4 separate regions of the Mus musculus genome follow, and regions 1, 2 and 3 are each linked to region 4. Evidence: chromatin loops called from intact Hi-C (ENCODE). Cell type or tissue: heart. All regions are shown on one strand. Region 1 overlaps Rgs6 (regulator of G-protein signaling 6). Region 2 holds the start of Rgs6 (regulator of G-protein signaling 6). Region 3 overlaps Rgs6 (regulator of G-protein signaling 6). Region 4 has its middle 20 kb from the start of Gm31064.

The links. A loop is a pair of places that touch in the nucleus more often than their neighbours do. Peaks named below come from ENCODE experiments on the same cell type or tissue, not always from the same donor. Only the 100,000 strongest peaks of a DNase experiment are listed, where the experiment ranks them.
Region 1: it touches region 4 in a loop (7-fold over the local background); 16 of 42 quality-filtered maps call a loop at or near these places.
Region 2: a loop joins it to region 4, with 2.1 times the contacts of the local background. A loop is called at or near these places in 6 of 42 quality-filtered maps.
Region 3: a loop joins it to region 4, with 15 times the contacts of the local background. A loop is called at or near these places in 6 of 42 quality-filtered maps.

The regions. Positions count from the first base shown.
Region 1 is chr12:82,942,863-82,950,862 of GRCm38, forward strand. All of the region lies in intron 2 of Rgs6 (regulator of G-protein signaling 6), which reads left to right. Among named protein-coding and RNA genes, the nearest start is that of 1700085C21Rik, 7.7 kb to the left of the region's middle. In heart, a CTCF peak has its summit at 3,869 (motif pointing left); a DNase peak (open chromatin) is centred at 3,829; H3K27ac peaks cover 1,203 bases.
Region 2 is chr12:82,612,265-82,620,264 of GRCm38, forward strand. It overlaps Rgs6 (regulator of G-protein signaling 6), which reads left to right and starts at 4,661. Exons shown (of 17, transcript NM_015812.4): 1 at 4,661-5,119. In heart, a CTCF peak has its summit at 4,631; a DNase peak (open chromatin) is centred at 1,227; H3K4me3 peaks cover 2,418 bases; H3K27ac peaks cover 1,413 bases.
Region 3 is chr12:82,696,571-82,704,570 of GRCm38, forward strand. All of the region lies in intron 2 of Rgs6 (regulator of G-protein signaling 6), which reads left to right. Among named protein-coding and RNA genes, the nearest start is that of Gm22149, 72 kb to the right of the region's middle. In heart, a CTCF peak has its summit at 4,521 (motif pointing right); no DNase peak of the experiment used is centred here; H3K27ac peaks cover 964 bases.
Region 4 is chr12:82,494,297-82,502,296 of GRCm38, forward strand. It overlaps the pseudogene Gm5435. Among named protein-coding and RNA genes, the nearest start is that of Gm31064, 20 kb to the left of the region's middle. In heart, a CTCF peak has its summit at 3,679; no DNase peak of the experiment used is centred here; H3K27ac peaks cover 198 bases.

The DNA.
Region 1 (8,000 bases), 450 kb after region 4:
TTAGATCTGTCGCCAAATGTCTGGTTCAATTCACTGGTTGAATTGAAATATGACAGGTGTAATTTATATGTCGGGAATCGTTCCTCTGAGCCAGGTCAGTTAACACAGGCCTATCATTCACAAGATAAGGAAGAGGCCGGGGGTGAGGGGCATAAGTTCAAGGCCTTCCTGAGCTGCAGGATGTAGCTCTGTGGTAGAGAGCTTGATAACCATAATACCATAATGCTGAAATTCACTGGATCATACGATTGAATGAAGGTAGTCCAGGGAGTAAACTGTGTATTTGACCAGTGATTCCTTCCTCTCGTAGGCCAGATTGGCGGCGGCGGGTGGGGGTGGGGGGTCTGTTCTCAGAGGTAGCAGGAATCTTGTTGTTCTGCTTGGGACAAGATAGTGTTAAGCCTAGATTGGTTAGAGGCTCCTACCTCACAATGGGACAGGCTGAAGAGAAGCCAGGCAGGATGGGTGCTAAGTGACAAATCTAATATTTATCCCATGTTAATGGTGATGGCTTGCAGGCCCAGGATGCTTTGAGGTAAGATAAGGAGTAAGACTGAGGGCAACACCAGGCTAGCCAGATGGTTGCCATTTTTAGGATGCACTCTAAAGAGTGCCAAACAGTGGGTGGCCCTGAAAGGTGGGCTCAGAGTTGTCTTGGATTTCCTCCTCACCCTGACAGATATGTCCTGTTAAGACAAAACTTAAAACACCGCCATTTTTCCAGTTTTGCTAGCATGAGTTACCTGAATCTGGATCCTAAGACTTGGGTAGGGTCCATTTGTCCTAACGTATAAACAGCCATCTCAGAGAATCAAAACAGGCCCCTGAAGATAGCAAAGGGCTCTACTGAACCATTAAAACCTGTACTTTAAAAGGAAGTTTCTGACCACTTCGTATCCAATAGACTAGAAAGGAGTGTTCATCATTTTCTAACATGGGTCTTTAAGCATTTCTACCAACAATTCGTGGTGTTACTCCTTAGCCAGCAGCTCAGGAAACTGTTCTAGTCCTTATGAATGTATGAGCCGAAAGGTGTTATGGCCACATCTCTGTTCACCCACTCTCCCAGTCTCTTTCCTTTGGCTTCTGTGGTCACCATTTTGCAGAATTCCACCCCCAACTTTCCGTGTTACTAAGCTTGCCAGGATGAGGACTGGCTTGCTTACGATGCTGTCTGTTGACACCAGGCCCATTTCACGGCTGAACGGCTAAAGGCTGCTTTCCAGCTAAATAGTATTCTCACTCTCCCCATTAGCAAAGTTCCTCAGGACATGATAGCTCAGACACTCTGGGCCCAACAGTGTACACGTTTCATATTCACACTCATCCCAGGAAGCAGTTACTGCCTCTCTTTTGGAAACATTGAAGCAGAGGTGACTTACCCAAGACCTCTTTGCTACCAGAGTCAAAGCTGAGATCTGGTCCCATGCTCAGCACCTCCAATGGCATCTTCTGACAGAAAGTGAAAGCCACGGTTTTCATATCCCTCTAAGGACAGAAAATATAAGTTTCCAGTTCCACGTCCTTCTAGAACTTAAGTGGAGCACGTTATCTTGTGGGGACAGATGGTTATGACTTTAAATAGTTAGAAAAATCTAGTTAGGCAGATGTTTCTCTGATGACAAGGAGTATAAACACGACCCTAATGACTGCATTTGTTGAAAGTTACTGGTCGCTCCTGTCAGGACTGTTGCTTTTACTGTCAGTCTTCAGGCTGTATTAAAAAAAAAAATCAAGCATGAAGAGAATTGGCATTTAAAATGTGTTTACTCTTCACCGTCAAGACAAATGGAACCTTTCACTCAAAGTTGAACGAGAAGTCTGATTTGGTGTGGGAAATCACAAAGAACTGGGAATTGACAAATCTGTGGAAGGTCCATCTCATAAAATCCATTAAGAGAGTAGGAGAGATTTTCTTGCCAAGGGTCCTATAGCCGCACAAAATCTATGACTGGACTGCTTTGAAATCATGAGTGTTCTTACACAATAAACTTCAGGAAACCATTCACGGTTGGGCTCATTCTCAGGACAAAAACATCCTTTCTATCCCGTCCCTGGTCCAGTGTTTGATACAATTACTTAGTTTTCCAACCGTTTCCCCGACTCTCACACTTCCGATGCTCTATTATATTTGAACTTAGAAGGTGGTAATTTTTTGACTTCTGTTTTTATTCTTACTGGCTCAACTCCTTTCCTCATTGTTCAGTTTAATGTGTTTGAAAACTGCCTTGAACTGGCCCTTGTGAGGAAAACACCTTCACTGAGGCTCAACTGAGGGCATTCATGCCCTCCCAGGTCCTCTTTCTAGTTGATATTTTGAAGGTTGGTCAGAACAGTCCTTGCATTGCTCACAGTGTTACTATATCCACTATAGAAGCCCAGGGCTGGGGAGATCTAGGTATTCCGTGGAAGAAGATACGTTTAGTTAGAAATTGGCCCTCAGCCGGGCGGTGGTGTCACACGCCTTTAATCCCAGCACTTGGGAGGCAGAGGCAGGCAGATTTCTGAGTTCGAGGCCAACCTGGTCTACAAAGTGAGTTCCAGGACAGCCATGGCTATACAGAGAAACCCTGTCTCGAAAAAGAAGAAGAAGAAGAAGGAGGAGGAGGAGGAGGAGGAGGAGGAGGAGGAAAGGAAGGAAGGAAGGAAGGAAGGAAGGAAGGAAGGAAGGAAGGAAGAAAGAAAGAAAGAAAGAAAGAAAGAAAGAAAGAAAGAAAGAAAGAAAGAAAGAAAGAAAGAAAGAAAGAAAGAAAGAGAAAAAGAAATTGGCCCTCACCGATACTTTTAGGACGCCTTCAGTTTGAACTTAACCTTCCCAGAGCGTCACATGAGTTCATTGGAAGCAACTACATTCACCTGTAAAATCACCATAGCTGGATGGATGGTTTGTAGCTTCCAAGTGTGTGGAAAAGGGAGAAAATTTTGAACCTCAGCTATGTCAAAGGCAGAAAGTTCTGCCGCAGGCCCTGTGCAGAATGTGGGGAGCCTCTGTGTCCAAGGAAAAAGACATGGGCAAGAGGGCAGTTATGGTGAACACTCCTCTAACTTCTGCTCTTTACCAGGTGACCACAAATTCTTCAACCCAGCCCCTATTCTCTTCACCCAAGTCCTTGCTCAACCCCCGGCCCCCAGCCAGGCTGAGGCCAATCCACTCGCAGGTGACATCTTACCAGACTGCATTACCTGTGTTGTGATGGCCAGGCCCACAATTGTTAGTGAGCTCCCTGCGTTGGCCTCCACAGCCCTGTTCTTCTGTCAGCAGGCAGGCTATGGTGGCAGCTGTTCGTCCCTCACTTATCCTGTCCTTTCCCTCTTCCCATATAAGAGAATGTAACTACATTGTCATTTGTTTGTATGCCATCTGCTTTGTATTAAAAGTCTAAGCAGAATTTCTTGCCCACTAGATTTAGAGTTTTCACAAACGAGGTCTGTGTCTTATTCCTCTTCGTAACCCTGTGACCCCCCCCCCAGAGTTATCTATCTGAAGCCAGTGTTGAGAAGTATTCGCTGAACAATCTCTACTTTCCGTGGCCACAAATAAGGGCAGCGTGACACCCACACCTCCCACTACCAAGGAGACAAAAGGAATAGCAAAAAGAAAAAAGAAAGAAGGAGGAGGAAGAAGAGGAAGAGGGGGAGGAGGAGGAAGAGAAGGAGGAAGAAAAGGGAGAGGAGGAGGAGGAGGAGGAGGAGGCTGCAAAACCCAGGCGAGCAGAACGATGACATTAAAAATGGCTGAGATTCTGAAAATCGCCCAAATCTAGAGTCTAGAAAGTGAGTAGGTCCTGCCAACAAGGCAGATCTTTCCCTTCTGTGTTGAGCGGACTTCTTTTCCCACCAGATTGTTTTAACGGTGCCCTCTGCAGGCCATTTTCAAAACTGCAGCATTTGCCTCCTTTAAAGCTCACCTCTTGGCTTAGGGATCCTCTCTGAATAAATAGTTGACTTCTAAATTTACCTGAATGCAGTTACATCAGGAGGATGTTTCCTTAGTGAAATTCTCTCAGAACCCTTCCCACTATTACAGATAAAGGGGAGAAAACTGTTTCAGTGAGTACAGGCATACACCATATCTCCTCTCATGTTTGTAGATGTATAGCTTGTTATATTATTATGTATATTCTATACACATTTCAAATATTGTATACATGTATCTGTAATATTTATCATAACATATATGTGTGTGTACATATATGTTTGAAGAAAACAGACTTATCAGGAGGCATTAGCTTGTACAGTTATAGAGACCAACAAATCCCAAGGTCTGCAATGTAAGTCTGCAAGCTTAAGACATAAGAGAGCTGGCAGTGTGAATCCAAGGCCTGGAAAAGTAGAACTGAAGCTTCAAATGCAGTGTAAATATGTGTGTTCAGGACACAGGATGGGCTGATGTGCATCTGGAGGAAGGAGTTTTTCCCTCTTCCTTTTCCCAGCTTCTTTATGCTCTTAATGAATGGGGTCTCCATAGTGGTAGTTATCAAAAGCACTATATAATAATAAGGAGGACAATATGCCCTGACTCAGTCTACCCAGTCAAATGTTTACCTCCTCCCAGAAATAGCCTCCCAGATGCACCAGAATAATGTTCAAACAGCTGGGTGCCTGTGTCCAGCCAAGCTTGGTACCTAACGCTAACTCTCGCCATTCGTTTACAAACAGGTGTCCAGCGCTCACAGTTGTGGCTTGTTTTCAAAAGTAGGTTCTAGGTCTGTGTTAGTGTCCGCCAGTCTGTAGCCACAGCAGAGCACAGACACTGAGTGGGAGCACATCACTTAGGACCATTTTCTCACAGCAAGTAGAAACTCATTCACTCTCTCAGCCTAATGGAGGAGCGTCTGAAACCGGTTTCATTGAGTTCCGCTCAAACACGATCTGTGTAAATGGGAGGGGAATGGCTTGACTTTCTTGGCTCATCAATAAGGACAACCTTGGATCTACCTGTCACTCAAAGCAGTAGTGCCGCATAGCTCAAGCATCACCGCAGTAGCCTGGGCCCGGGACTGGGACTGGGAGTGGTTGGTGGGAACAACCCAACAGAGATGTCCATCAGGTAACTGGTCCACAAAAGCAGAATCCTCTGAAGAGTAAAGCTCCCTGGTTAGGGGTCTATCAGACATTGTTGGAGTTTGGATAGAAAATATCCTCCTTCCCCTAAAAAGGTTCATGTGGTGAGGCCTGAGGGTTTGGACATGAGCTGATACAGTTATTTTGGAAAGTTCTGGAATGTTTAGGGGGAGGGAGCTACCAGGAGGAAGTGACTCACTGAGAGGCAGGTCTTTAGGGACATATTGTCCCTGGCGCTTTAGCCTCCTCTATGGGCTTCCTATATACCACAAAAACTCCCAACCACCATAGCGTTCTGTCCAAACACAGGGCCAAGCAACTGTGGCCCGAGACCTCTGAAATCAGGAGCCTAAGTAAACCCTTCCTTGCCTTCAAGTCGTCTATGTTGTGTGTTTACAGCAATCACAGTGACTGTAGAGTCCTCCTTTTCTTTTCTCAGCCACGACCTTAAACTGTTCAGTTCAAGATAACCTTGAACTTCTGACCCTCCTGCAGGATCACAAGCACATGCCAGCTTGTCTGACCTTGGTTAGGGGGTCTCATTGCTCTTTACTGCAAAAAAATTACAGTCCCTTTACAAAGTTGGTCTTATTTTTAAAAATTGTGATTTAAGCCACCCATCCTCACTGTAAAACAGCAGAACACATCCAAAGGGGGAAGAAAAATTTTTAGAAAGAAAATTTAGGCATAATTTTTCCAATTTTAACATTAGAGCCTTCTTCTCAAATAAAATCCTTACATAAAGCGCCAGTGTGTGCAGTTAAAAAGAGCCAGTCCCTGTGGTACAACTAGGGATAAGAAAGGGCAAAGCTGGAACTTCCTAGTGGACATGAGATGGCTGCTACAGTGCCCCTAGGGACCTCGCAAGCCAGCAAGCTGGATACTACAGGTGACAACTGAAGCCACAAGTTGGATAATAACATCTTCTACCAGCTTTTGTTGGTATAAAGAACACTTTTCAGTTGCTCCACTGTCAACTTTTTATTGTATATGTATTTAGAGTAATTGTATAGATTATACTATAGAACTGCCAGGCTTATTTATTGTAGCATTTGTATTTGACATTCAGTTGCATCTAAGCAGACAGTGGGAAGGGTAAATAAACACACACAAAGGAGACTGCCGTTGCCATTTGTTCCTGTGTGAACAAAATAACACACCAGATGTGTAGCTAACGATCTGGGTGACCTTTCAGTTATCTGTTGGTACTGAGGTAGATTTACATACCAGGAAACGCATGGGGTGGTGTTAAGTAAGTGGTTTGATCTTTTCTGACAAACTCATAACTGGTAACTCAGTCAAAATCTACGCCTGCTGTCCCAGAAACCCTTCTCATTCATCATTCAGATAAAGCAACTAGAGGTCGGACGTCTGTCACCATGCTTAATTTTCCATTCTGAAATTTTGTATAAATGAGCGCATGCTGTAACTTGTGTCTGGTTTCTCTCTTAGTAGAATTCCTCCAGATGATGTCCGTATCAATCCGTGTTCCTGCTTTTGCTCCAGTACGGTTCTCTTGTACGAATGAATGTACCACAGTTTATCCCTTCTTCCATGGTGGGCAACTGGGTTGTTTCTAGTATTTAGCTATTGGGAAAATTCTTATCTAGGACATTCGGGGTCATATATTTCCATTTCTCTAGTTAAATACCAAATGCAAATCTTATGAGACCATGTCTTTTAAATTATACATTTGTGTATATATGTATACATATACATGTACACATATACATATCAAGGCTTTTCCAAGATGGCTGTCCTTTTTACACTCAGGTTGTTTCATCTCATCCCTTGACATCCATGGCTCTTTACATTTCCTCCATTCTCACTGCTGGATGGTTGCATCATCTACCCATGGCTTCGATTGGTATCTCCCTCTGAGTGGTAAGACCTTCTCATGCCCTGTCAGCCATCATTCTGTATTTTGTGAACCGCCCAACCTTCTGCCCTTTCACATACCGCATTGCTCATCTATGTATTACTAACTGGTGAGAGTTTCTCATATATCCTGAACAAAAGGTCTTTGTTCTATTAAAATTTGGCAAATTTTTCTTCCAGTTTTGAATCTGCTTTATTGAAAATGTGTTTTAATGAGCAGTTTTCAATTTGTGGACATTTTTCTTTTATAGTTATTACTTTCTGTGTTTGGGAAAATGCCCCCCCACACACACACACCACTAAATCATGGAAGTATTCATTTACATTTTCTTCTAGAAGATTTTTACTTAGAGTGTATATATCTATATCTATGATCTGTCTTGAAATGTGTATATATGCATACACATACACATAGCGGATTGGGATTAAAATTTGTCTTTTTTTAACATATAGATAGTCATTCCCACACATATCCATTAAGATTTTTTTTCAGTTGGGCATCTTAGTCGAACTGATTTCTCCATATAAAAGTGGAAGCTCCTATGCATACCTGCATCTCTACTTTAAATTTTCTATTTTATCTCCTTGTTCTCTTTCTTTTTCTCATCAATACTGTGTCCTATAGGGACTGTAGAATCAACATATTCATGTCTACAAAACAGATACTAAAATTGTTCATTGGGATCTGTTAGAATCTCTAAATCTGGGAAAACCCAGCAGGCTAGCAACATCGTCTCCTCTTTGCTGAGCATGGTGTACCTCTTCATTTAATGGAGCCAATGGTTACTTCTCACAGTGGTGTTTTATAGTTTTATGAACGAATCCCATGTATATCCTGCATCTATTTACATAGATGACTTAATGACTTAATGCCTCAATATTTAATGTCTTCATGCTGTTATAGAAGGCACTATGGTTTCATTTGTCACTATTTCTTTTTGCCGATTATCTTCATAAACTTCTCTATAGGGTTCATGGATTGTTTAGATCTTTAACTATTATTATATATAGCTTTGTAAAGTATATTATAATATCTATGTGTCCTTCCCTCTCTGTCT
Region 2 (8,000 bases), 120 kb after region 4:
TTGTCATCTGATTTGGGGCTTGAGCACTGTAAAAGCATTGCCTGGTTTAATGCATCTCTTTAGGATGTATTAGGATCTCCCCTTCACGTCTCCTGTTCTGGTGCTAAGCCCACTCCAAGCTGATGCTTGTGTGTGCTGGCAGAAAGGGACCTGGCTTCATTCTTTTGTGTGAGAATCTCCAACTTTTCTCAGAACCATTAATTAAATAGATTGTGTATTCTCTGTGGGGTTTGCTGGTTCCTTGTAAAAAATTAGTTGGCCGTCCATTGTTAGACTTGTTTCTTGGCATTCTGTGTGTACCATTAGCCATGAGTCAGATTTTATGCAAGTACCATATCATTGTGATGACTTTAGCTTGCACAGTCAGCATTAGAAACGGGTTGTCTTTTCTTTTTGCATGCATATAACCCAGAATAGCCATAGCTATATGCACACGTACACACACACACACACACACACACACACACTGAGATAGGGGGATCAATCTAAGCACAAATGTAAGCAAATATAATTTTAAAAGAAAACCCATTATTCAATATCCCTGTAACTATGGCCACCTGTGAGAATCCCAGAACCTAAAGAGAGGAACAGAGATTTCCAGTCCAGGGAAGTTGTCTAACGCCCAGGGCATAGCCTATCTCTTACTGCTCTGACTACAAGGTTCTAGCAGGCATAGCCCCTGCCAAAGGGTCTGGGAAGTCCCTGAGTGAGGCCCGTGGTTCTTAACTGCTTCTATAAACAGCATTCCATGGTTATTTTAGTCTTGTTTAGCTTTTTAAAAGTTTGTTATTGCTGATGTAATTTTTGCCCTGTGTCTAGTAGTTGGAGCACATCTCCCTGGCTCCTGACTATTAAGTTTTGGAACTTTGTAAATACAAACTTTACTTTGACATGACATCACTTCCAAGTCCCAAAACGTAACCACCCAGCACTAAGATATAAACACATTTGTTCCCAGACACTGGGGGTTTGAGACTGCAGATCACAGACTAACACTAGAAAGAGGAAACCCCCAGCCTATATAATTTTGAGTTTGCTTGCCACGGTCCGCCTCCTAATATGGTTAATATTAACAACAGCAATAGAAAATGATGAGTGGTCTCTTAAGGGAACGCCCACAAGCTGCAGCTTAAAAATTCTTGGTCAAAAGTAGATCCTTGAGTCTCCACTGCCAGAAATTTGGGTTAATCTATTCTGAGGCAGAGATCAAGACTCGCTATTGCCAAGTTCCAGTCAGCACCTCCTGCCTCCCACCATGGTGCCGAGGCTGTGGCCTTTAAACAGACATTTCTAAAACTTAAAAACAAATGTGTTTGCTTATCGTGTGTGTGTGTGTGTGTGTGTGTGTGTGTGTGTGTGTGCGCGCATGCGTGTGAGCACGGGATACTATGTGGAGGTTAGACAGAGAATAACTTACTGGAATCAGTCTTTTCTTTCCACCATGTGGATTCTGGGGATCCAACTTAGGTCATCAGGCTTGGCTGCAGTACCTTACACACTATGAGAACACTTGTTTGTTTGTTTGTTTTTTCAGGATGCACCATGAGGAAAAGGTGACTCAAAATCAAGTTCCTGTCTTTGTCAAAATGGAAATAACATGGTCCTTAGCTATCAGGATGAAAGACTACATACATAAGCCAGGGAGATGGCTCAGTGGGTGCACATTTGTGACGACATTTGAATTCTCCCGACCCATGTAAGCCAGGCAGGATAGTGTGTGCCTGCAATCCTTGTGTTTCTGCAGGAGACGGGAAACAGAGATAGGAGAATCTCTGGAAGCTTGCAGGCCTTGTGAACACAGCTTCGAACAACCAGGAGACCCTGTCTCAAGTGAAGTGGGAGAAACACTAACACCCAAGGTTTTCCTCTGACCTCCATAGACACACTGTGGTGTCCATTTGTACTCACATATACAAACATACATTGCACATATCACCCCCCCCCCCCAAATAACAAACTACACATAACACACACTGAAGGAAAGTTGAGATGGATATGTAACATGTACTGTTAAATATAACAAATCCATAACCCAAGATGTGGGTTATCTCATACTCAAACTCATTGCCCTCCACAAACCCACAGCCTCTAAATGTTTCAGAGGCGTGTACATGCAACTGTTCTATCTTTGCTCTTAATGAAGTTATTAAAATGAAGTTAACAGAGATGTCCCAATGGCAATTCTATCACAGGCTTAGCTGTAGCCCCTCATCTGGTAATGAAGTGATGAAAAGATTCAGGATTTTATACATTACTATATTTATTTTATACTTTAGAGTTTCTGGAAAGATTGTTCTGTGTAGCAAGGCCTTCAGGAATACGAGGTTGGCTAATGGAAACAGGCAGAGTGGGATTGTACATATTCACAGTGTGATATGCAGAGTGAAATTGTATATATTCACTGAGTAGTGTGCAGAGAGACTGTCTTTTTATCTCAGTTAATGATGAGATAATACTTCAAGGAAACCTGTGAGGGACACTTGTCAAAAGTGATGAGTCTTTAGGGGCTAGAGAGATGACTCGGCGGTTAAGAGCATCTTTTCCAGAGGTGCTGAATTTGGTTCCAAGAACCCTCATTCTGGCTCACAACCAGCTCTAACTCTGGTCCCAGGGGATCTGTCACCTCTTCTGGCCTCCAGCTGGTATTGCACACACAGGGTACACATACATGCAGGCAAAACATCCATACACATAAAATTAAATGAAGACAAAGTCTTTGTTGTTCATCTTGGCGAAGAGAACAATTATACCTCAGTGTATCTTTTTAAGCCATCTCTTCTGAAGTCATATTGAATTACAAAACACATTACACGAGCAGGTGGACAGACTAGTTCGTTTGTTCACTTTATTTGGGTGTTCCTAGTTTCCAACCATCTGTGAATAAGTAACAAATGACTGTGTATTAGGCACTTTCTCTTCCCAGTGGCAAAATACTGGAGACAAACAATTTACAAGAAGGAAAGACTTCTTTTGGCGTCAAGTTTCAGAGATTTTTAGCCTATGGTTTTTTGGTCTTGTGCTTCAAGCTACTGTCTTGGAGGATGCTGGTAGGAGACCTGTATACTGCGTGGAGACTGAGGGAGGAGCTAGTCTCATCATACACCCTTCAGTGGGACCCCTCCATGGACCCAGCTTCCTTCTACTGGGTCCCACCTCTGACTTAAAGTGCTTACCCCTACCAATAGGGCACACACAGGGTTCCTAGGCACATCTTATCTCCAACTTACACTCACTGACCCCTTCAGACTTCAGAGTACAGTTCCTAAAAACAGGTCACTCTTAGTGTGGCTAGCACACTAGCTTTATGTGAGGAAACAACACAGACATGTCTATTTTCTTGAATCAGTATATTATAGAAATCCATGGTTATAGGTGTTATTTACAGGGGTTGGATCCTACCCAAGGCCACCTTCTGAGTTAGCAGCCTTGTCCTCGGGCCTCGCTCAATCAGAAGCCATCTTTAACAATCTGCCATTTTAGAAGAATGGATTTACATTCAGAAGAATCTATTTACCTTTAACTGATGTTCTTTGTTATTTGCATATTTATGCACAGCAGTGTTGACAAACATGCATATTGCCAAGGAAACTTTAAATTTTCACCCCCAGAGCCATAAAGATGAAGAGTCCAGATCATTCATCCCCAATGACTTGGAGTAATTTATTTATTTTTTTCTGTGATTAATACACTAAAGTATAAATTACTGATTTATTATTGGTGTTGGTAACATTGACATACATACACATCTACTGGTAACTATTTAGTACCAACCACCTTGTCCTACCTCCAACTACAGTTCCCTAAAATAATTTGAGACAGGCCTTCATGTAGTCCAGTGTGACTCACGGACTCCCTAAGTAGCCAAAGCTGGCCTCGAACTTCTGTTCTTTCTGCTTCCAGCCCCTGAGTATTACAGGTGGATACCATCTCTGTCGGGGTTTACTCAGTGCTGGGGAAAGCACTATATTAGGTGAGCTACATCTGCAACCCAGTCATAAGTCATCAAAAATCACGTTTCAGGACTCTCAGGTTAAAATGTCCATTCAAGTTACCCTTGTTCATTTGAATGTCAAAGCTTCTCTTCTTGCCCAAGGATATTGTGCATAGTTTCCCCCTTAGATTCCCTTTTGTATTGTTTCAAGATAGTATCAACCACAAAGCGCTCCCAACGCTGTGTGGTGTAAACGTTGAATAAATAAAACCACGAGATTAGCAACAATATCTCTGACGAACGCACTGGCTCATTTTAATTTAGAGGGCGCCAGCCCCACGTCAGTGAGGGATTCAAAAGCTACCGGGACAGCACCTCAGGCCAGAATCGTGAGCACCTTGGCGCCACTAAAGTTTCAGTACACGGTCATCCTGGCAGCAAGGAGAGGAGCCTTGGCTTGTTTAACACAGTCCCTCAGTTTTCTAGGTAGCTGCTCGGTTGCCTGGAATCTGCAGATTATTTTTTTCCTCGCTTGCTGCACAGGGCCTGATCCGTACCCCGGGCGGCGCCGGGACAGGTGAGCCTGGCGGCGGCGACCTAAGAACGTGCTCAGGTGTCAGGGTCCCGCTCATAGCGCGTGGCTCAGGCCAGGTGCGGGCGCCCAGGTGCGCGGCGCGAGGCTGCAGCTGCTCTGGGTCCCCGACAGCGGGCGCCGCTGCGGCAGCGGCCGAGCCGAGCGCCTGGGCTGCGCGACTCCGGGCAGCTCCTTGGCGATCGGCCCCCACCGGGTGGCCAAGAACTCCGCCCGGGGGCGCCCCGGGGTCCCTGTTGCTGCGGGCGCCGAGGGGGCGGTTCCGGTCCGGACCAGCGAGGGGCGAGGGAAACACCCCGGGAGCCCCGCGCCCTGGCACCATGAGACCCGCCGCGCCTCCTCCCGGGTCCGGAGCTGTACAGTGTGCTCGCTGAGCCCCCTGCGGTCGCCGCCTCGTAGAGTGGCACCAAGAAGGTGGAAGAGGAGGAGAAGGCGACACTCGGGAGAGCAGTGCCCGGACAGATTTGGCCGCTCCTCCACCCCCCGAGAGCTGGCGACTCCCGGGTTCCCCAGCCTTATCATGAGCCGGGCGCCAGCCGGGCTTTAGGAGAAACTGAGACGCCGGAGCGAGTCGAGACAATTCTTTGGTTGCTAAGGTAATTGTAGTTGGACAAAAAAGGGACAAGAAAAGAACCCGGAGGAAAAGGAATGGAAGCCGCACCCGCGCCCCGATCTGTGTGGCTTGCATTCCTCGGGGGTGGGCGCTTGTCCATTTCGGATGCGTGACAGGTGCGGGTGTGTGTCTGCAGTTTGGGACTGTGCAGGGCGAGCTTACGTAAGTGACTCGGCGAGCTGGCATGCGGACTTGTGTGGGATGGGTGCAGGTCTGCGTGGAAATCGCCTTCCCGGCTTTGGGGTGGGACGCGCTCCGAGCCTGGGCCTGGAGGGCGTGCGGGGCCCCGAAGGCTTTCTCTTCTTCCCAGCCATCCGCTCGGAGAGCGCAGGTGGGGGAATCTACCTCCAGCAACTTTTCCTGAGAATAAGCTCCCGATTTGTGGGTTGAAAGGGCGAGGCTCCGTGGTGAGGTGAGGACCGCAGGGGCGGGTGGTGAGGTCTGAGGCTTGGGAGTTGCTTTCACAGACGGTAGGTATAGGCTTTTCTGAGCAGGTCAGGCTGCTTAAAAAGTGTGATGAGGGAAGTGACCCAGAAAATTTAAATTTGTTCAGAGGAAAAGCTGCGGGTTTTCATTCTTTTTTAATTTGACAAAGTGGGTGCGTTTTCTCTCTCACGGAGACAGTGGCATTTCTAAGTCTGCAAATAAATTGAACATGTTTTGAATCTCGTTGGTTTGGAATTATTCTCGCAGCATCAGTGCCTGCTTAGAAACTGGACCTGTAGGTAAGTTCTGATAAAAGCCCTTTAGCAGCCCTAAAGGAAAACTTGAAAGGCAACCAGGAGGAGGTTAAAGCCCACCATTTCATCTTTTTCTCTCCAGGGAGAATGGGAGAGTAAGACCTGGGTTGGTGTTTATCAGGCTGTTAGAGGATGGGTTGCCAGTATGTGCGCGATGCGTCGAAGCCCTTTGCTGTCCGAGGATAGTACACTATAAACAAGGCTCCCACAAGTCAGTTTCACAACTAGGTAGATGGGCAATTGTGTGGAGTTGGATCTGGGCTGCCTGAAAGTTTCTGTGACTTCTATATTTATTCTTGCTCTGAACTTACTTTGCATTAGAAGGGACGTATCCCTTCAAAGTGGAGAACAGAGGGAAACAGGACAGTTCCCACAGACACACCTTTGTAAGCCAAAGCCTTTATGCACGGGTACTGCAGAGATGATAAATTGTTTGAGTTCTTTCGCTGCTAGGGCTGTTAATCTAAATCGTGTAGCTACCGAGGTGATCTTGGGCACTGTAAGCTCCAGTGTGGGGAAAGCTTCCTTCCACTAACTCCTTCCTTCCCTAAAGCAGCTGTAGAGTTTAGAAATGTCAGCTGTCGGGAGGTATTCCGGTGAAGGTGTTTTTCTTTCCATAGTCTTAACTTTGCTCTTCATTCACCTTCTGAAATTTCAGTTAACATTCACTGAGCTTATTCTGCTGAGAGACTTTCAGTAAAACGTTTTTCTTTGAAGCTATCAATTCGTCACATCAAATCTGACAGGAAAAGGATGCCTGTGTGGCTTCGAGGTCTCTTTAAATGAGACTTATTTGTTTATTTATGATTTATGAAATCAGATAACCAACATAATTTTTTTTTCTAAATCAGCAAACACTTATGGGGAAAAAGACTCATTGGGCAATGGAATTTGCCAGTAAATTTCAAGATCTTACTGTCCCACATGAATGGACGTGTGTGTGTGTGTGTGTGTGTGTGTGTGTGTGTGTGTGTGTGTGTGAAGGCAAGATCATTCTGATCCCTTTGTTTCTGGTTTTCTCTCATATGTTTTTATTCTCTGAGGTCCTGCACATTCCAGGGGTTAAACATGGAGATAAAAGAGAGAAGCTGTCTACCACATTTTTTTTTCTTTTTCTTTTCAAAAGGGATGCTCTCAGAGGGCTCAATACTGGGATTAATTTTTTTCCTTTAGCTCCCCAGCTAGTCTTAATTCTTGGTGCTTTGAACCTCAGTATGCATTTAACCTCCTTGTTTATTTTCAGGGCGTCTGGGAGAATTCATTTAATGAAGTTCATCTTCATTGTAACATATGGTGCCATATAAATAATTACTCTAATACTATCTGTCCTGCCATATAGAAAGGAATAGAAATACAAAATAAACCTTTCCGCAGAATGATATGGGTAGAAAATGGTCAAAAGCAAAAACAAAAAACAAAACAGTTTTACTTTCCCCTCGTGATTAGAGACGTATCATTCACCTATTGGAAACAATTTGGGGAAAAGAAAGACTCTCTGCAATGTCCCACAGACGCTGACACAGCTGTTGCCATACATTCCTCCAGGTGTTAAGCTTGGTAAGTCTTCATGGGGCCCCCCTCTCTTACCTCTGGATTTTCAAATCTCATAAATTGAAGTTCTGTCTTGTCGAATGCTTGGGAAAGAATTGCTAATATCTTAGGTGATTTCAGTAGGATCAGGCTGCAGTGTTCATTTTCGGTCCTTATTTTCAAACATAGTCCTCTATCCTTTGGAAGGCAGAGTTCGAGCTTCCAGCTGAAAGGAACTGGGACTGGGGAGGAGCTGGGATGGGGCGCCCCACCCTTTCCAACGTGGGCCGCTATTCAGGTGGGAGACCTGAGTTGTGGCTGCAGTTTGTCTGTAACTCTTCTGGAAGGGCAGGGACTTTCAGATTTAGCTCAATGAGTTTATGACCTGTGTGTTGCTTTGACTTTCGATGAGAATGGTCTGTTTGAAGAGGTTCTGGCTCACTCCGCCCGGAGTTAGCCTGTGAATTTACACTTTCAACAAATCTCTGACTCCGCTGACTATATGAGACCAATAACCCTTTTGGAGCCAAAGTCTTCCCATTCCTGTAAGCAACCAGGTTCCCCGGTACTTACCTGTCAACAACTTTGTTTCCA
Region 3 (8,000 bases), 200 kb after region 4:
ACCCCCTCACACACACACACAAAGTGTTGAACCAAGCAACTGCCATCCTCAACACACGCCTTGCTATAATAACAGGGTTGTTGATCACACTGTACCACCACAGATAACGCCTCCTATAGCTTACTCACAGTGCCCTTTATTGGGGTGAGAAAATGTTCTTATATTCCTAGATTTGTATGAAGCATTGCTTGTTGTTTTGTTACTTTAAAAGGTAGTGAATTATTGTTGAATTTTATCAAATGTAATTTAGCATTTGAAATTAGTTTTTTTTAACTTTAAACACAATTATATTCTTTTACACTATTCTGTTAGTTCTAGTTTTCAAGGCCAGGACCCTCTTGCATAGTGTGACTTTTCTCATGGGTGTGCTTAGTAGGACTGGCTTCTCTTTAGGAATTGTCTATAGCACGGATCTTGTGAGTTTCACTCCAGTTCTTCCATGCCCAGCACCAGTTTCTGTGCTGCTTTCTCGTGGTGGGTATTACTGAGCTGTACGGGAAGCCTACATTGGTACCCACACTTCCACAAACCCACAGTAGTCAAGGGGTACAGGTCAGAGTGCTCTTTGCTGAAAAGTTGTCTGACTTCATTCTCGGACAGAGACAGGCTAGGAGTGGGCTAATGAGAGATAGTTTCAGCCTCTTCCAGCCCATGGACTTGTTTCTCCTTGAAAGGGCCTTGGACAACAGCCTTGGGCCTTGGGCAGTCCCCATAGGCTCGGCTTCTCTTCCTGCCTGCTGTTGGAAGTCCCTGCTTCTATGGAATCTGAATTTCTTCTATTCTCTTTTCCCCTGCAGTGAACCCTTCTATCCAAGGGTGATCCACAGATATATTGTGTGTTCTGGGTTAGACTTTAGTTGTCGCTGTGTATCTGGCATCTAGGGGCTTCTTCTTGCTTTCAAGTTCGGCTATGAGTTAGAACCCTGATGTGATATTGCACGCGCCTTGGGGCTGTGTGGCGTTGTTGTCTCAGCTCACTGTGTTGCTGGGATGAGATGCTGCCCTCTGAGTGCAATCCCAACATTCAGAACAAAACCAAAACATGCTAGTCTCATCTGGCCGATTCAAGATGGCATAATGATAATATTCCTCTGTGAGAAATTGCATTTTTGTGTGGATTTAAATTCAAGAAAAGTCTGAAAAGTGGTGGGCGTGTAAGGGAACAAAGACAAACCACTAGTACTTTCTTCTGAGCAAGGGAGACCGGGCAGGAATTAATAGGGATCTGCTATATGCCAGTGTGTACATGTGCTGTGCATACGTGCATGAGACAGAGAGGGGGGGAGGGGGAGGGGGAAGGAGAGGGGAGGGGAGGGGAGGGGAGGGGAGGGGAGGGGAGGGGAGGGGAGGGGAGGGGAGAGGAGAGGAGAGGAGAGGAGAGGAGAGGAGAGGAGAGGAGAGGAGAGGAGAGGAGAGGAGAGGAGAGGAGAGAAAGACAGAGAGAAACAGAGACAGACAGTGAAAGAGACAGAGCAGAAAGACAGAGACAGAGACAGAGACAGAAAGAGTACTAAATATGAAATTACCACATGCATTTGGATAACTAATTGATGTTCCCTGGGGAAAAACGCTTTCTCCCCCTTTCAGCATCCCTTAGTTGCCTGCAGTTCTTTTTCTAGCACGGAGGCCCTCGGCCTTTCCCCTGTCCACTTGGGAGTGCCTGTTGTCTGTTGGTGTCATCTCTGTTCAGACCACATTTAGGCGGCTACATTGGTGAGACTTTCTGGGGTGTAGCTTCTGACATTCCTAGGAGACACAGTCTCACAGCAAACTCCCTGATCCTCTGGCTCCTCCAGTCTTTGTGCCTCCTCTTCTGCAATGACCCCTGAACTGTAGATGTATCAGGTGGCACTGGGCTCCACAACTCTGCATTTTGATTGGCTGTGGTTTTCTATAATAGCCTCTGTTTGTAGCAAAGAGAAGTTTCCTTGAGGAGGGGTGAAGACTACATTTATCTGCCAGTATAAGGACAGCTGCTTAGACTGTAGGTAGGGATTATGCTGGTTTCTGCTGAGATATGTTTTAAAGGCACATTGGCAGGCATGTAGTTCGTGGAAGGCTTTTCTAGCCTCTCTTGATTTATTTGCTTATACACTGAAATCAAGGCTGAGCTTTGGTAAAAATGAAATTAACGGTTATACTTTTTGAATCAGGGCTGAAGTCACTGGCATTTTACTATCAGTTAATGATTGAGGGCATGCTCCAGGGTACATTACTACAGCTTTCCCTTGTTCCTGATCTAATTTAGCAGCATCTTAATTAGGACTAAAAGATAGTCATGGGGATTTTTGCTTGATGTTTAAAAGAATGGTCTGGACTCTCATGTGCTACCTGATGGGCCTAGGAGAAAGCTCGTGGGCAGTCATGGCTTGGTGGACCCAGGACAGGCTGAGAGGCTGAGAAGGGGTGGGACTCCAACCCTCCTGGTGGCGTATATCTCTGGAAGCTGCATCCGTGCTTTTGCTCAGAATCTTCTCAGTGCTCAGCAGGTCTGTGTACTGAGTGAGCCCAGCCTGTGATTCTAGTCTATCTGGAACAGTCAATTATACGTCTCCCAGCCAAGCGGACTTTTACGAACTCTGCCAGAATCTGCATTTCCAAACAGTCAGACAAGAGGAGAAGGGAAAGATGGGGCTGAAGAGGCCATTGCCTGGCAGTGTATTTCTGGTAGCCAAACACTGACTTAGCCTAAGTACCTCCCCTTTCCCCTCTCCCTTCAGTACTTCTGGCCTCTCCCAGGATGAACGGTCTTAACCTCACTGCGCTGTTTTCTGTGCTGCCAGTTGGACAGGTCCGGGGCTCCATACTGTGGAGGGAGACCTCTCCAGCTGGCTGGGCTTAGCTCTGTCTCAGAGGGGGCCACACTTATTAATCTCTGTGACTCTGCTTGATCCCCTCATTTTTCTTCCTTTTGCTGGCAAGTCACAGACTGTTCTCCGAGGTTCGGTGCCGCCCAGCTGCCTTCCTCCTTTTGCTAGTTTCTGGAGATACTCACCTATAAATACTAATGTTTATGGAGTCAGCCTCAAGTTTCTAGGCTCTGTGCAAAGTGTGCCGATAATAACAACTGGTGTTTATTAAGCAGCTACTGTGTGCCAGCAACTGTTTTAGGTACAGGGATGGGAAGCAAGCAGCACACAGCCATCCCCCTTGCAGGCAGTCTATCAACCCATCAGCAAACAAGCAGATGGTGCCAAGGAGTGACATGGGATCTGAGGAGGAGAGGAGGCCTGGCTGGAAAGTGTCTTTGGGGGCTGGGGCTTCCGGGTGATAGTTTATCTCGGGAAGGGATATTGGGAGAGCACATTTGGGGATGCAGGTGAAAAGTCAGAGCAGTTGCTTCTTCTAAGCTCACACCTGCTTCCTATCCCAGCTCATGCCCCCATCTACCCTAGCTCACACTACATCTATCCTGGCTCACGCCCCATATCCTTTCTTTCTTTCCTCCATGCCAGTCTGTGACTCCAGCCTCCACATTCCACTGGAAAGGGTGGCTTCCCTGTTTGAGGGCAATTTCAACTTTAGAGGATGCCCTTGGCCCCCAAGTACCCATGGCTCTCACTGTATCAACCCATCTTTCTCATTGGTACCCTTAGTGTTCTTATTATACCCGTGATCTTACCTGCTGAGAAAACTTGGACACCTTGAAGAGAACAACTTTCCTAAGCAGTGGACTTAGGACACAGAAACTCATTTCATGAGCACTCGCCAGGGCTCCAAACCCATTCGCTAGAGCTCCTTCTTCTAAATTGCCTCCAGCTACGCAAGAAAGCCAATTTCCTTTTTTTAATAGCTGCGACTCATTTTCGGATTCACAATGGCATGAACCCTGTCCAGACGCCCGTCTGAGTCATTATTAGGGACTCTATTTAAAATGTGGCTATTTCCTTACATTAGTCAGATCATCCCCACAGATTAAAAGGAGTGGGTTCACTAGAATGTGTCACAGGATGTCGAAATCAGAGTTCTGATGAGAGTGGGGGTCCCTTGTGTCTTGACCACCCACCTGCTTCTTTGAGGGAGGAAAGGAGAGCGTAAGAGTGAGAGGAGACGCCTTCAGAGGGGGTTAAAACTCCAGTGAAAATAAAGAATGCAGGGCCCCTGTCATTTTAGGTTTCCTTGGGGAAAGACCTAGCAAGACAGTTGATTTAAAACTGGAAAGGGCCCTGGTTGGCAATGACTGGGAAGATTGATGACAGCGGTGGGAGGAATAAGGTAGAAAGGAGAGCCATTTGTGCTAATAATTCTTCTCAGGCAAAAGAGGGGCTTTAATAGAAGGCTGGGATACCAAGGATGTGGTCCAAGTTAGACCTTACTCTTCTGTCTTCTTGGCTCAGTTGCGCTGGCGATAAGCTCTCTGCATCCTGCCACCGAGTCTTATCTTACTGGTGTCTCTGTACCTCCCACACTCTCTGGCCCATGATAAGGGCTCAGGAGAATTTTGTTGAATGAATGTAAAGTGTGGTAGTTGGAGAGGTGGAAAGTTTTGGCAAAGTGCGTGTTGTCATTTCTGGTAGTGACCACCAGGTGGTGCCTTCCTAGAGCAGGAGCAAATGAGGCCCTGACTATGGCAGATGGGAGAGACAAACTGTTCTCCTACGTGTCCATCAGGGTCCATCACAGGTTGACTGTGCATAGAGAACTCAGCTGTGTGACAGGCACCAACTGTTCTTATTTAGGTCAAATTTACAGGCACACAGTATTCTTACAGAAGGCTTTCCTTTAGGGCTATATTCTTGGAAGTGAATTCTAGCTAGGCTAGCTGGGTGGATTCCTTGTGAGCCATTGCTGGTCCTCCAAGATGGCACATACCTTGTTGTTTCTCTGCTTTCTCTGAAACTCCTCCCAAAACCACGTGCAGATTTGTGCCCAGCTCTCGGTGTCTCGGGGTTAAGTATCTGGTAGCCCTGTGGATTTCGGGTCCGTGTCTGTGGTTTCTAAGTGGAATTCTCAGGGTAGGCCCACAAAGGAGTGAAGATAAACCAGCTTGGCAGGTTTACTCAGCTTTTCAAGAGAAGCAGAGACCAAGTGGGTGACACAGAGAGGGCCCTGGTCCAGGGCTCCGTGCCCATAGGCCATAGAGTAATCTGCATCACAGTTTATGAATAATGCAGCCTAATGTGGCCCAGGCAGTGGGATCCAGGGACCACAATCTAAAGAAATTCAGGTAATGCGAAGCCAAGTCATATAGATATGGAATCCTGCTGTTCACTTTAGAGTTAGAAGATTCGCTCAGCTCTCAGCCATTCTCGAAGAACTGCAAAAGATTAAATACTTAGCCCAAGGCTTCTCGGCACTCAGAAAACTAATGGAAGGTGATGGAGATTCAGAATGCCCAGATCGGGGACAGTGATGCTGGAGAGAGCACACGTGTCCTTCCCTAAGCACATCTGGTAGGAAGGACACTGAGAGAAGGTGGGTTAAGTCTACATAGAACTGGAGCACTATCGCTTTGCCAGGATGAGAAGAGGCAAAGGAGCAGAGTGGCTGGACTTTTCCTTGAACCAGTAAGAGCCACCTTCCCCGTGTGGTTGAGACCAGTGTGTGAGCATCTCCTTCAACACTGCTATGCCACTATCTCTGCATGTTAGGCTCAGGTCTTTGTTAGGTGAACACCGAATTGTACAGGGTTAATCAAATGAATAGATCTGTAGTGACATTTTTAGTAATTATAGAATTTTGATTTCTTTTTTTGAATTTTTTTAATTAGGTATTTATTTCATTTACATTTCCAATGCTATCCCAAAAGCCCCCCATACCCTCCCCCACCTACTCCCCCACCCACTCACTCCCACTTCTTGGCCCTGGCATTCCCCTGTACTGAGACATATAAAGCTTGCACGACCAAGGGGCCTCTCTTTCCACTGATGGCCGACTAGGCCATCTTCTGATACATATGCAGCTACAGACACGAGCTCCACACGAGCTCCAGGGGGTACTGATTAGATCATATTGTTGTTCCACCTATAGGGTTGCAGATCCCCCCACCTCCTTGGGTACTTTCTCTAGCTCTTCCATTGGGGGCCCTGTGATCCATCCAATAGCTGACTGTGAGCATCCACTTCTGTGTTTGCTAGGCCCTGGCATAGTCTCACAAGAGACAGCTATATCAGGGTCCTTTCAGCAAAATCTTGCTAGTGTATGCAATGGTGTCAACGTTTGGAGGCTGATTATGGGATGGATCTCTGGGTATGGCAGTCTCTAGATGGTCCATCCTTTCGTCTCAGCCCAAACTTTGTCTCTGTAACTCCTTCCATGGGTGTTTTGTTCCCAATTCTAAGAAGGGGCAAAGTATCCACACTTTGGTCTTCTTCATTCTTCTTGAGTTTCATGTGTTTCTCAAATTGTATCTTATATCTTGGGTATTCTAAGTTTCTGGGCTAATATCCACTTATCAGAGAGTACATATCATGTGAGTTCTTTTGTGAATGTGTTACCTCACTCAGGATGATGCTCTCCAGTTCCATCCATTTGCCTAGGAATTTCATAAATTCATTCTTTTTAATAGCTGAGTAGTATTCCCTTGTGTAAATGTACCACACTTTCTGTATCCATTCCTCTGTTGAGGTGCATCTGGGTTCTTTCCAGCTTCTGGCTATTATAAATAAGGCTGCTATGAACATAGTGGAGCCTGTGTCCTTCTTACCAGTTGAAACATCTTCTGGATATATGCCCAGGAGAGGTATTGTGGGATCCTCCGGTAGCACTATGTCCAATTTTCTGAGGAACCGCCAGACTGATTTCCAGAGAGGTTGTACAAGCTTTCAATCCCACCAACAATGGAGGAGTGTTCCTCTTTCTCCACATCCTCGCCAGCATCTGCTGTCACCTGGATTTTTGATCTTAGCCATTCTGACTGGTGTGAGGTAGAATCTCAGGGTTGTTTTGATTTGCATTTCCCTGATGATTAAGGATGCTGAACATTTTTTTCAGGTGCTTCTCAGCCATTCGGTATTCCTCAGGTGAGAATTCTTTGTTTAGCTCTGAGCCCCATTTTTTTTAATGGGGTTATTTGATTTTCTGGAGTCTACCTTCTTGAGTTCTTTATATATATTGGATATTAGTCCCCTATCTGATTTAGGATAGGTAAAGATCCTTTCCCAATCTGTTGGTGGCCTTTTTGTCTTATTGACGGTGTCTTTTGCCTTGCATAATCTTTGCTATTTTATGAGGTCCCATTTGTCGATTCTCGATCTTACAGCACAAGCCATTGCTTTTCTATTCAGGAACTTTTCCCCTGTGCCCACATCTTTGAGGCTTTTCCCCACTTTCTCCTCTATAAGTTTCACTGTCTCTGGTTTTATGTGGAGTTCCTTGATCCACTTAGATTTGACCTTAGTACAAGGAGATAGGAATGGATCAATTCACATTCTTCTACATGTTAACCGCCAGTTGTGCCAGCACCATTTATTGAAAATGCTGTCTTTTTTCCCACTGGGTGATTTTAGCTCCCTTGTCAAAGATCAAGTGACCATAGGTGTGTGGGTTCATTTCTGGGTCTTCAATTCTATTCCATTGGCCTACTTGTCTGTCGCTATACCAGTACCATGCAGTTTTTATCACAATTGCTCTGTAGTACAGCTTTAGGTCAGGCATGGTGATTCCACCAGAGGTTCGTTTAACATTGAGAAGAGTTTTTGCTATCCTAGGTTTTTTGTTATTCCAGAGGAATTTGCAGATTGCCCTTTCTAATTCATTGAAAAATTGAGTTGGAATTTTGATGGGGATTGCATTGAATCTGTAGATTGCTTTTGGCAAGATAGCCATTTTTACTATATTGATCCTGCCAATCCATGAGCATGAGAGATCTTTCCATCTTCTGAGATCTTATTTAATTTCTTTCTTTAGAGACTTGAAGTTCTTATCATACAGATCTTTCACTTCCTTAGTTAGAGTCACGCCAAAGTATTTTATATTATTTGTGACTATTGAGAAGGGTGTTGTTTCCCTAATTTCTTTCTCAGCCTGTTTATCTACTAGGGAGTTTGAAAGGAGTCAGA
Region 4 (8,000 bases):
CACTTTCCTCTACCCCCTCCACCCTCAAACTTACTTTCCCCTCAAATTACAAAGTTTTAAAAAAAAATTTTGTTAAATTAAAATAATTTTAAAAATCCTTTACTAGTAAACACAAGAAACTTTTATAATTACTAAATTGTTTAATAAAAATCCAGTCCTCATCCCTTGCCCTTATGCTTAGACCAACGCACAGACTCTCATCCCAGGGCTCACACAGACTCAGGCACAGTAAGCACACACGCAGCCCAGAAGGAAAACCTCCACATCTCACATGTGCTGTACAACTGCAGCTCCATGGGACCTTTGTGAGATGAAAACAGATTCCTGAGAGCCCATTTGGGGTTTCCTCTTATAGAGTGGGACTGAGCAGTTTTTCTGTACAGAAATTAAGCTGTCACTTTAATTCTAGTCAACCTAGGTAAGACCCAAGTCTTTAAGTTACGTTTAACAAGCAGGAAAACCTAATTAAACCAAGCATCCATCCCTGGGTCAACCTCGTCTCCAAGCTGTGCCCATCGATCCTTTTCTTTAAATCTTGCGTAGATGTTCAGCCAGCAGGGACGCGAGAGGTATGAGTACTGAGGAGAGTGACAAGTAAAAATGTGTTTAAGACCTATTATGAGTTTTAAATTTTCTTATACAAGTGAATTAAAATTCAACACCATAATTCTTGCCCTTCTGAAAAAAGCTCACACGCAATTTTTACCAAATATAACCACATACAGTAAGCAATTTCAGTTCAGTCTATCAAAAGGGTAATTCTTCGGGTCATTCCAACAAATATCTTCTGATTGAGCCCAACTTGGAGAAACAAATATAGACAAAGCTTTACATGCTAATTACCAATGGCAGGTTCCTGTATTTAAAATCGACAGTTACAGTTTTCCTACACCAACCCCTCCCCCCGCCCAGCAACCCCAGGTGCTACAGTTCCACGGCTTGCCGGTCTGAAGTAGTGTCTATGTGGTCAAGGCCTAGCTCTGCTCCAGGAGCTTTGCTTCTACTGCGCCTTTCTGACATGCAGAAGTGAAGTTTTGGCTGATAGATGTCCCAAGTTTCAAACCGTCCATTTTAACTTTTTAAGTCTTTGTCTCATTTATAAGAGGAAAGGAGCAACTCTTCACCACTCTGCATCTCCAAGGCTTTGGAAAATATATAATCTCTTCCGTTAAGATTCATAACGCCATCCTTGAGATGAAATTTCCATTTATTTTTACTTCTGTGTATCTTATCATACTGGCAGACAACAACATTTTCTGTGTCAAAGGGTTCCTGCCCTTCCTCGTCACTTAAGTCATCGTCACTGTTGAGGGGCTCTTCTTCCACCTGCCCATCTTCAGCTCCATCTTTCTCTTTATCTTCTTCCTCCTCATCATCATAGTCTTCTTCTTCATCTTCATCTTCATCTTCCTCAGAAGATGTATCCCCTGTTCCATCAACTTGCAGCACCAGCGGAGCTTGCTGTTGGGCAGGCTGGGCCTGTGGCTGCTGCTGTCCGGCTGCAGGCATCGGCGCTTGTGCCGGGGCGGGTGCTGCCACTGTTGTAGGAATGACCTGAGTCTTATTTCCTGGAAATAAGATTTGCTGTGGCTGGATGATGACACCCATCTGTGGTGACATCCTTCCAGGAAGTGGGGCTAGGACCTGCTGGATAACAGGCACTTGGACTCCACCAGGCTGCATTTGTGGTATAACTTGTTGTAGAACAACCGACTGCTGAGGCTGCAAGATATACTGGGCACCATTGGCTGCTCTGACCACCTGAAGCAGCTGGCTTGAATTTGTTAGTAGCTGAACAGGAGTCACTCCTGCAGGGAGCGCCAAGGTAGCAGCTGTAGCAGCAGCACTCGGAATACTTGATGCATTCATATGTTGTAGCAGCTTAGAATCAGGAACAATAACTTGTGGTGCTGTAGCTTGCTGGGATGCAGGAATAAGGACCTGCTGGGTCTGTGCTTGCTGAGGTACCGTTTGCTGAAGTTGTGCTTGCTGGTGCTGGTGGTGGTAATGCTGTTGCTGCTGCTGCTGCTGAACTTGCAACAAAAGCTGCTGTTCTTCTGAACGAAATCCATCTACTGCCCTAGACTGCAGTAGGTTTTTCTCCCACAAAGCTTTTAGTTCCGTCAGGACCTGTTCATCCACCCCATCATTCAGAAAAATGTCTCGTACGTCATTAATAACATCTTCAATCACAGATCTGTACAATTTAGGCACGGTGTTTGTGTTTGCCGAGTATGCCATTTCCACACACAACACAAACAAGAAGGAACGAGATAAAAAAAAAAAGGAAAAATAAAATTAAAAAAAGAAAAAATAAATAAACAAAACAACTGAGACCCGGAGGGTGACCCAAGTCACCTTCCAAGAGTGGGGCAAAAAAAAAAAAAAAAAAAAAAAAAATCTCTCAACAAAACCGATCCAGAAGTAAGAGGCAGGAGAGCAGGAGGAGGGGGGCACTCCTCTCGCAGCTAAAATCCTCGAGAATCGCCTAAAGAAAAAAAAAATGGGAAAAAAAATTAGCCACGACCTCTTAGGGGGTTAGGGAGTATCCCCACTTGGGTGCCGAGGAGGGAAACCAACGCCGGTCACCGCCCCCGGTGCCACCGCCGCTGCCACTGACGCCGCCACCAGCTGCAGCTCCAGTCTTAATCAAATTTATTTATTTATTTATTTATTTATTTATTTATTTATTTATTTTTGAGACAGGGTTTTTCTGTATAGCCCTGGCTGTCCTGGAACTCACTTTGTAGACCAGGCTGGCCTCGAACTCAGAAATCCACCTGCCTCTGCCTCCCAAGTGCTGGGATTAAAGACGTGCGCCACCACGACCGGCTCAAATATTTTTAAAGACAACAAATTTTCTAATGTAGTTGAACACTTTATATTTTGCTTATTTATTTTTGCAGAGTATTTTTGAACTCAGGACAGCCTCTCCTGACTGACCAGCAACGGAAATCAAACCAGAGCAATATATGTTTCAAATCAATTGTAAACCCTCTAGTGACTTTATGTATGCAAATATTCAGCTGAGCAGAACATAGTTTCTAAACAGTCCTGTATAGCAAATGCTTCAATCTTGTGCTGCTTTGAGGAAACCTACCTGGAGTTGGTGCTAGCTTACCTTGAGTGTTAAAAAAAAAATGACAAAAACCAAAAGAAACAATATCTAGCAGCCAGATGGATGCAAATAAATATCTAGTTCTTTTTGTTTTGTTTTGTTTTGTTTTTTTTTGTTGTTTTTTGTTTTTTTGAGACAGGGTTTCTCTGTGTAGCCCTGGAACTCACTGTGTAGACCAGGCTGGCCTCGAACTCAGAAATACACCTGCCTCTGCCTCCCAAGTGCTGGGATTAAAGGTGTGCGCCACCACTCCCGGCAATATCTAGTTCTTGACAACACAACAAAACCAAAAACCAAAACAACAACAACAACAACAACAAAAAGCACCCCAAATCTGGTAATAACCAGATGTGGTGGTATATGCCTGTAATCCCAGCACTTGGGAGGTTGAAACTGGAGGACTGCAAGTTCAAGGCCAGCATGAACTCTATAGTGAGACATTGTCTCTAAACAACAAGAAGTGTATAGGTTTGTGTGTGTGTGTGTGTGTGTGTCTGTGTGTTAACATACACAAATGAAATAACTGGTCACACAAACCAGTGTTCCCACAGGGTTCCCACTCTCCCCACTAGATGGGGCTTGTGCTCTCTAGCTGTCCACACTCTGGATTCCTTAGGTTTCTCTCCTGGCATCAAGGGGCAGCTGCTGTTCATCCTCATCACCCGTTTCTTATGAATATAGCATTAAGAGGACTCATTGGGACTGGCAAGATGGCCCAGAGGATGAAGATGCTTGCTGGCAAACTGACCGCACAAGTTCTATCCTGACTCACATGGTGAAAGGCGAAGATCGCACTCCTGAGAGTTGTCTCCTGATCTCGACTTGTGCACACATAGATAAAAGATAAATAAATTAATAAACATATTACGTTTTTTAACTCAGAAGCATCATTGTCTTATCAAGAGCTGAAAACGACTGCCAGGATTGCATACTCTCTGTGCAAAGTAAAGGATTTCCCTCCACTTTTAACAGGCTCCGTTTCCTTCGCCCGGCTTTGTGGCTTTGTGCTGTGTTGGCTTCTGGAATTGCAATTAGCATGGAAATCGCTAAGCCCTGGAAAAGGCTGCTTGGGAGCTGAGTCTGAGCTTTAGTTCCACAGCTTGCTGTAGCCTACCCCTATACTGGGGTGAGATGGAAAATAGTGAATGGAGCCCCCACAGCCTTTCAGGTCAGTTTCCATTTCAAACAAACCCTAGACTAGTGGTTCTCAACCTGTGGGTCTCGCCCCCCCCTCAGAGGGAGCCTGACTGATCCCTTCACAGGGGTGGTTGGTCTAAGACCTTTGAAAAACACAGATACTTACATTATGATTTGTGACAGTAGCAAAATTACAGTTATGAAGTAGCAGTGAAAATAATTTTATAGTTGGGGGGGTCACCATGACATGAGGAACTGTGTTAAGGGTGGGGGTGGTGGTGGCAGGGGTCGCAGCATTAGGAAGGTTGTCCTAGGGTGAGCTCTCCTTACAAAACTTCCAAGCCAGTTACACTATCTGCACTTCACACACTGTCTTCGCTGCTAGCGCTTTCCTTCCCAATCTCCCTTGAAATAATTGAGTTATTGCACTACAAGTGTCTCTGGTGAAGGGAGACTTGAAAAGCTAATAGAGATATAAACACAGAGGTCCCAGAGTTCCCTCAGGAGATGAGTGGGGAATGAAGGGCGAAGACAATAAACCAAGGTAATGTCTAACGGGGCTGGAAAGGAAACTCTGTAATTGGGGAAGGGGAGAGAGAAAAGTCCCAGGGTTCTTGATTTGAAAACTCATTCTGATGAAAGGAAACCATTAGAAAAGGCTTGGTTTGCCGGGCAGTGGTGGCACATGCCTTTAATCCCAGCACTTGGGAGGCAGAGGCAGGCAGATTTCTGAGTTCGAGGCCATCCTGGTCTACAGAGTGAGTTCCAGGACAGCCAGGGCTACACAGAGAAACCCTGTCTCCAAAAAACAAAAATACAAAAACAAACAAACAAACAAAAAGGCTTGGTTCTTAACTTTTGACTAGAGGTTAAAAAAGAATTTAGAATTAGTTCAAACTGCAGTATGGGCAGAATTATTCCTAATGACAGGTCTTTATTATTATTATTATTATTATTATTATTATTATTATTATTTTAAATCAAGGCAGAATTTTTTCATTGTGGAACCTAAGCTGTGTTGAACTCATTATGAAGTTCATGTTAGTCTTGAACTTACAATCCTCCTGGTTCAGCTTCTTAAATGCTGGGAAAATAAGCAAATGTAACCCAAGCCTAGGTGTGGAACATGCACTTTAAAGGGCCAAGGAAAATGACTGTTTCCTTGCAAAGGTGAAAACTGTGCTAGGGCAGAGCCGCACCCTTCAAGCCATGGATGGATGGAATCAGTCCCAATTCCGGGTCTGAGAAGCATGAAGCATGCAGCTGTGGGTGGTTACTGTGTTTGTTCAGTTTTCATCCTTGGGACAAAGTAACATCGGGAGGCTAACTTCGTAAGAACGAGGCCCTTTATGTCTTTCACCATCTGGGAGAACCAAGCTCAGCTCTGGGTGAGGACCTCATGGCAGGAAAGAGGCTCAGGGGAGCCAGATCAGAAAGCCAAGCAGGAAGCCAGAGCACCTTGTTCCACAAACCCTTCTGAGAACACAGCTGTTTACTCTCAGACCTCCTACTGGGTCCTACCCTCTCAAATGTTCACACCTAAAGGCTGAGCTTGTAACACATGAACCTTTGGGTGATACTTTAAACCACATCTCTTAGCATGGGAGTCACTATAGTGATGCTTTTGTTTATTCTGGGGCTGCTTGGATGACTTTATGGGTGGGATCTTACATAATGAGTGCATTGGACAAAAATCAATTGACTCTCAAGATGTAGCCCAAAGCCTCCACATTAGAGGCTTCATCTCAAGTCCTGCCTCACTCGAGGTGCCTACCTTTCCTGACTTGTAAAGACAGGAAAGCCTCAGGTTTTCTTAGTCACTCTGAGATTTAAAACAACAACAACAACAACACATAACAAAACAAACATCTTTTGACTGCAGCAAGTTACAAAATCTGTTAGATCTTGACAAGTTACAATGCTTGCTTCCACCAAAGAACCAGAAATCTAGTGTATTAGTCAGGGTTCTCTAGAGTCCCAGAACTTACGGATATAGTCTCTATATAGTAAACGACTTTATTGATGACTTACAGTCTGCAGTCCAACTCCCAACAATGGTCAGCAGCAGCTGTGAATGGAAGTCCAAGGATCTAGCAGTTGCTCAGTTCAACACGGCAAACAGGCAAATAAGAGAGACAGAGCCTTCCTTCTTCCAATGTCTTTATATAGTCTCCAGCAGAAGGTGTAGCCCAGATTAAAGGTGTGTGCCACCAGCCGGACATGGTGGCACACGCCTTTAATCCCAGCACTTGGGAGGCAGAGGCAGGTGGATTTCTGAGTTTGAGGCCAGCCTGGTCTACAGAGTGAGTTCTAGGACAGCCAGGGCTATACAGAGAAACCCTGTCTCCAAAAAAAGACTGTTTTTGTGGTATTTTGGTGAAGAATGTGGCTACTTTTTGCCCTTGTCTGAAAAGTCTGCCTGAGGCTAAGGTGAAGAGACTCAGATTAATTGCATTGACAAAGGAAGTTTCAAAAAAGCCCAACAGAGACTTTGTTCTCTGGTTAAGTCTTATGAAGAGAAGTTTGAACAAGCATAGCAAGTGTAGAAAGGAGAAATATAAAATATATGGTTCAAGTATTAAAGGGGTACCAGGAAGTGAAATGGAGCAAAATCCTGTGTTCTAGGAGATAACAGATTAATGGAGTGGGACCTTGGGGCAAGATCCTACCCACCTAAATTTAGATCCAGGCGTGGTGGTACACACCTTTAATCCTAGGAGACAGGCATGTTGATCTCTGCCTTCAAGGTCAATCTACAAAGCAAGATCCAGGATAGCCAAGCTTAGGCAGTGAAAGATTTGAAAAACATAAAGCCAGTGATAATGTAATAGACAAAGGGGGTCATGTTCTAGTTCCTGCAAGCAGCAGAACTCGGCAACTTCAGCCATGTGGCTCTGACTCTAGAGTTAAGAATGGAAAGAACTGGTACAATTGATGCTGGTCAGCTGGAGCTAAGAAATTAGCAATGATTAAGAAGAGATCAGCATCACTGATGTGAACTCTTCTGGGAATTGTTTTCTGGGAGCACAAAGAAGCTATGTTCCAGAGATAGCCAAAGTTGTATCTTGTGCTGCAGCTGGACTTGGCAATGTGTAAGAGTCACCCAGGTGGTACTGGTTTTGAAGGCATGAAGGTGTCATGAAGAACAGCTGAGGCTTGGCACTGTGAGAAGTCATGGAAGGCCATTGGAGAAGGTGTAGCCTCAGCTGTAGTTGATGGCCTAGGACTGAAGGGGTCATGCAAAGGATTTGAGGTTTGGCACCATGAAGAGAGCCTATGAGAAGCTATTGGTGAAGCCTAGTTAGAGTGGAACACCCCAGTGTATTGGAGATGACAGTACCATGGGATGATCACCAAGAACAGGAGCTGTAGTGGAGTGGATCAACCTGAGCTTAGAGTGCTACAGAGGGCAGAACTGGAAAAGTGATGCCAGCCCTTAGGAGGAGTCCAAAAGATCAAGTGGAATCCCAGACACAGAAACAAGAAGCTGTAACATAGAAATTGCCTTGGAGACTCAAAGATGTTAAAGATGCCAGAGCCATGGGATACATGCTGAGGAACGCTGCTAACAGGGAGTGGAACCAGCACAGGAGAAAGCAGTTTGTTGCAGTCAACAAAGATGAAAAAGGAGTGGAGATCTGAAGACCACTTTGACATCAGCCATGGAGATGCAGAGTTTGGAGTTTGCCCAGCTGGTTTCCTGTCTTTCTTTGAGGATTATAATTAAGTGATTGGATGAATCTCA